2 separate regions of the Homo sapiens genome follow, and region 2 is linked to region 1. A link is an interaction called in ENCODE POLR2A ChIA-PET data of the cell type or tissue named here. Cell type or tissue: A673. All regions are shown on one strand. Each heading gives the region's core, and the rest is flanking DNA. Links, peaks and the distances in the headings are about the cores only.

The links. ChIA-PET counts read pairs that join two places held together with the same protein. Peaks named below come from ENCODE experiments on the same cell type or tissue, not always from the same donor. Only the 100,000 strongest peaks of a DNase experiment are listed, where the experiment ranks them.
Region 2: POLR2A ChIA-PET joins it to region 1 with 10 read pairs; 2 of 35 experiments call an interaction of 5 or more read pairs at or near these places.

The regions. Positions count from the first base shown.
Region 1 is chr16:75,589,268-75,592,090 of GRCh38, reverse strand. No RefSeq gene overlaps it. Among named protein-coding and RNA genes, the nearest start is that of GABARAPL2, 24 kb to the right of the region's middle. In A673, for the core only: no CTCF peak of the experiment used is centred there; no DNase peak of the experiment used is centred there; H3K27ac peaks cover 561 bases.
Region 2 is chr16:75,419,617-75,422,439 of GRCh38, reverse strand. All of the region lies in intron 1 of CFDP1 (craniofacial development protein 1), which reads left to right. Among named protein-coding and RNA genes, the nearest start is that of CFDP1, 12 kb to the left of the region's middle. In A673, for the core only: no CTCF peak of the experiment used is centred there; a DNase peak (open chromatin) is centred at 1,319; H3K4me3 peaks cover 1,391 bases; H3K27ac peaks cover 1,816 bases.

The DNA of each region.
Region 1 (2,823 bases), core at 42-2,541:
TGGGAGGGAGACTTTTTACTGAATACCTTTTAAAAAAAATTTTTTTTTTAATTATTATACTTTAAGTTTTAGGGTACATGTGCACATTGTGCAGGTTAGTTACATATGTATACATGTGCCATGCTGGTGCGCTGCACCCACTAACTCGTCATCTAGCATTAGGTATATCTCCCAATGCTATCCCTCCCCCCTCCCCCCACCCCACAACAGGCCCCAGAGTGTGATGTTCCCCTTCCTGTGTCCATGTGTTCTCATTGTTCAGTTCCCACCTATGAGTGAGAATATGCTGTGTTTGGTTTTACCCTTTTAAAATTTTGAACCATGTTAATTATATTTTTTAAATAAATTTTTTAAATGAAATAAAAATTAGTGGAAAAAGATTTCTCTATCTTAAACTGCATTAACACCAGAAAACACGTAGAGGCAATGTTGCATAGGGAAGAGGAACCTCACAAGCTGCTTTAGGCAGCTGAATTCCGCAGAATTACTGTCTTCTGGAATTTGGCTCTTTCAGGGAAGTTTAAACTTTCAGCATTGCTGTTTATTCTGTGCCCATAAGTGGGTTCTAATGTTATGACTGTGTTGCATAATTTGTATTTTCTTCATAATTTTCAAAACTTGGCTTGATTTAAATAATTGTATAGGTTTCATGTAGTCATTTCTGCATAGGGTTAAACGCCTTGTTTTATGGAGTTGATCAGCGCCAAGCATGAGCTCACTGTCTGGGGAAACAAGGCTGCTATGGAGATAATGACCAACCCTGGCTGCCAGTGCCTCTGGTCGGAAGAAATGCAAGCCCTGTCTGATTTGGTAGTGTCTGTGGCTGGGGGAAAGCTGCCTCCACCTGGACCTTGGCAAGACTTTTTGGATTTAAGACAGTGTTCTGAGCAAGCCTTAGCCAAAATTTTCCAGCTCCTAAAACCCACTTCCCTTGCTGGCTAGTTAAATGGCTTAGGACAGTGTTATCTTTTCAACTGCCACTGCCTCCTGAGATGGTGTCTGGGAAAGCCAGAGGAGCTGTTAAAATGAGTCCCACCGCAGCAGAAAAGCTATTGAAACCAGGAGACAGCTTCCAACTGGAAAAATACTTAGTATCTAAGTGCTTACTTTCAAGAGCTCAAGCAGCTCTTCCCATAGGCGGCTATCCCGAAGGAATGGTTGAATACAGAAACAGCCAAGGAGGCAGATATTTTAGACAAAGTACATTTATTTTCCAGAAAGAGTAGTTTTTTTAATACCCCATATTGAAGAATTGTTGACCTTCACATCCTATAAATGTGAATCCTTTTAAACTTAAACGTGTCTGTACTGGGGCTGAGACTGACTTGCTGTAACACCATCCAGATGAATCCAAAACAAATCTTTATACCTATGGTCCAAAAGTGGTAGGAAAATTCTGTAAAGATTTAAGGGCTTCAGGCAAAGTTGTTTGAATTCAATTTTTATTTCTTAAAACTGGGGACCCAAAATGAATCAAAAGGGATAGATGTCAGATGAGTGGTTATTGCCTGATGTGGTGGGGGATGGGGAGCAGGCGGTTGAGTTAGAAAGAGGCACAGGAGCACCCTCTGGGAGATGGAAACATCCTGTGTTTTGATTGGAGCGTTGATTATATTGGTGTAAACATTTGTCGAAATTAAGTCTACACGTTAATGTTCGTGTACTTTACGTAATTATACCTCAAATTTAAAATGCAAAAAAACAAAAACATAGCCCTTATTACTTTGTGTAGTAGAATAAAACTGGGCCTAGATACTCAAGCAATTGTGTCCTAGTACCAGTTCTGCCACTAACTTCTATGTGTATGTGGGGAAAGTATGTAACCTCTACTTATAACTTCTCATCTGTCCTACCAAATTAGATCCTCGCATTTAGGATGCTCAGTTTTTTTCAACTGTTAGGTAGGATTCTCATAAAAATTATTAATTGGATAGATAATACAAAGAGAAATTTTCTCTAGGAAACTGCCCATTGTTGATGTGACTACATATGGCCTCAGTCATGTTGGTGACAAGGGAGGGATGAAAATAACTTTTTTGTTTTTTAGACAGAGTTTCACTCTTGTTGTCCAGGCTGGAGTACACCGGCGTGATCTGGGCTTACCACAACCTCCACCTCCTGGGTTCAAGCGATTCTCCTGCCTCAGCCTCCCGAGTACCTGGGATTACAGGCATGTGCCACCATGCCCGGCTAATTTTGTATTTTTAGTAGAGATGGGGTTTCTCCATGAAGGTCAGGCTGGTCTCGAACTCTCGACCTCAGGTGATCCTCCCGCCTCTGCCTGCCAAAGTGCTGGGATTACAGGCATGAGCCACCGCACCCGGCCTGAAAATAAATTTTGTCTCAATCGACTAACCTGGGCTCTGAATTTGGGTATGGATTTTTTGCCCCTCATTCATATGAGCCAGTAGGGTTAGGAATCAGCTTTTAGAACAAGCCTGTCCGGCACTGCTTTTCAGTGACCAAATGCAGGGAAATGTCTCTGTGGGAGGAAAGGGAGTGGCAGAAAGTCACTCCAAGTGGGACCCAGGCTGCCAAATGTTGGTCTCCAGCACATGTTCCCTGTACTTGGGCTCAGCTCCGGAAGGGGAAGAGCTCACAATGGAAACAGTGATGGCCATTTGCTCAGGCAGCCAAGAGAATGAAAAGCACATTGAAACTAAGCAGTGTCTCCACAGGAGAGGTACGGTGGGCCCCTTGCTGGTGAAACCAACCTGACAACAGGCAGGATCACAGAGCCATTCCCAACATTTTTCTTCAGTTCAACAACAAGACCTTTCTGTGCAACCTCTCAAGAAATCTCTGGCAAATGATACTGTGGGC
Region 2 (2,823 bases), core at 278-2,777, 170 kb after region 1:
CAACAGAGCGAGACTCTGTCTCAAAAAAAAAAAAAAAAAAAAAGAGGCCATACGCAGTGGCTCACGCCTGTAATCCCAGCACTTTGGGAGGTCGAGGCAGGTGGATCACGAGGTCAAGAGATCGAGACCATCCTGGCAACACGGTGAAACCCTGTCTCTACTAAAAATACAAAAAATTAGCCGGGTGTGGTGGCAAGCGCCTGTAATCCCAGCTACTTGGGAGGCTGAGGCAGGAGAATAGCTTGAACACGGGAGGCAGAGGTTGCGGTGAGCCGAGATCGCACCATTGCACTCCAGCCTGGGCAAAAAGAGCGAAACTCCGTCTCAAAAAAAAGAGAGAGAGAGAGAAAGTATTTGGGAAAACAAATGGGTGGTTATGTCTGTACTGAATGTGTACAAACTTTTTTCCTTGTCATTATTTCCTAAACAATACAGTATAACAACTATTCATATAGCACTTATATTGGGTGTTGTAAGTAATCTAGAGATGACTTAAAGTATGCAAGAGGATGTACATAGTTTATATGTAAATATGACATCATTTTATATCAGGGACTTGAACATCTGTGGGTTTTGGTGTGGGGTGGGGGAGATCTTGGAACCACTTCCCCAGAAATATGGAGGGACAGCCGTATTTTGTCGAGGATTTTTGCATCTGTGTTTATGAGGGATATCGATCTGTAGTTTTTTGGTAATTTCCTTGTGTGATTTTAGTATCAGATAATGCAGGCCTCATAAAATGAGGAAATACAGGCTTTGTTTCTTCCAGGGTGATTTTTTATTCACCTTGTATGCTTGTTTAGGGTTTTATTATGTAAGAGGCTTTCTCGGATTTATACTGATTCTTAGTTGGTTTGGCTCATATTTATGCTTGGGGCACTAGAAAGGTTATTGGAAGCTCTGAGTCTTTGGACAAGATTTGTTCCTTTTGTGCCTACATTGTCTACAGGGATGTTATTCTGATTCTTACTATCTTTTTTTCCCTCATAGTAACTGCATGGAATTTGATATTGAGGTTTTGGGGGGTTTTGTATGTATAATTTAAAATTTTCTTATCTCTTACTGATGAAGGACTTTTCCATAGTTTAGCTAAAGATGGAGTCCTTGTCCCACAGCCATGATAATTTAGGCTCACAGACAATTTGAAGCTTGAGTAAATCAGGGTTTTATTGGGTGAAAAGGGAAAAAAGGGGGAACAGGGACTCTGCAAGGCCAGAGTTCCTGCTGCTGTGCTTCCTGCCTTGCAGCTTTGAATCCCAGGTTGCACACAGGAAGAAGAGGGGCCGGGCTCCTCCCCGCTGCAAACAGCAGGAACCTCTGTGGCTCCACCCCAGTGCGCATGCCTCCTAGTCTGCTGGCTGGCCGGAGATTCTCCAGGGACCCCCTCCCACATGGCTGTCTCATTATTAATGAGATTAAGCATCTTTTTACATGTTTAAGATCCAGAGTCATGTGCATCTACTTGTCTGAACTGTCTACAACATTTGCCTGTTTTTATGATGAAAACAGGCAAAAGTTTTCAAAAGTAGTGCAGAGCTTTATAGAAAATTAGAAAATGCAGACAGTTAAATTAAAAATCACTTAAAAATAAAAAAAATAGTTGAACTACCTAGAGACTATCATGTCAATCCTTTAGTGAAAACTCACTCTGATTTTTTTCTACACCTAGGTATAGATATTTGTATTTTTTCCTCAGCCTGCAATTGTATTTACTCACATCGCTTTTCAACCTACTCTTTTTAGTGGATGATTTCTACCCATTTATTTTAGTAAATGTTTTATCTTATATATAGATCATACTCAAATTTTCCAAAATGGTTATAGCTTGTGTGTCCAAATCACAGTTGAGTTCAATACTACACATATTATCCAGTTGTTCCATCCTTGAGTCTCTTTTAATCTAGCACACTCCCCTTTCTATAATGGCATAGATAGCTGAAAAGATCAAAGCCATACATCCTGCAGCATGTCTCACCTCTTGGATTTGTCTGGTTATTCCCTCATGGCGTTGTTTTAGTTCCTTTGTTCCTTCAGTTCTCTGTAAATCAGAAGTTAGATCTAAATGCTTGATGGGTTCCAATGAAATACTTTGGCCAGAATGCATTATCAATGGACATCTGATGTTTGAATAGCATCAGAAGACACAATATCTGGTTGATAACTATAGTGGTGACTATTAAATCAGGGTGATAACAGTCTGATCCCTCTCTTGTATACTTGTTTTTTCCTTTGGAACTTTTAGAACTGGAAAAGTATTCCCTGTGGCAGTATACTTAATGGTTAAAACTTAAATTGCTTTTTAATTTTTTTTTTTTTTTTTTTTTTTTTGAGATGAAGGTCTCACTGTGTTGTTCAGTCTGGACTCAAATTCCTGGGCTCAAGAGAGCTTCTGAGGTAGCTGAGACTACCTGTTACCTGAAAGGGGATCCAGACCCAGACCCCAAGAGAGGGTTCTTGGATCTCGAACAAGAAAGAATTCGAGGGAAATCCATACAGAAAAGTAAAAACAAGTTTATTAAGAAAGTAGAGGAATAAAGAATGTCTACTCCATAGACAGAGCAGACCCAAGGGCTGCTGGTTGCCCATTTTTATGGTTATTTCTTGATTATATGCTAAACAAGGGGTGGATTATTCATGCCTCCCCTTTTCAGACCATTTAGAGTAACTTCCTGATGTTGCCATGGCATTTGTAAGCTGTCATGGCGCTGGTTTTGGTGGGTTTTAGCCAGCTTCTTTACGGCAGACTGTTTTATCAGCAAGGTCTTTATGACCTGTATCTTCTGCCAACCTTCTAGCTTATCGTGTGACTTAGAATGCCTTAAC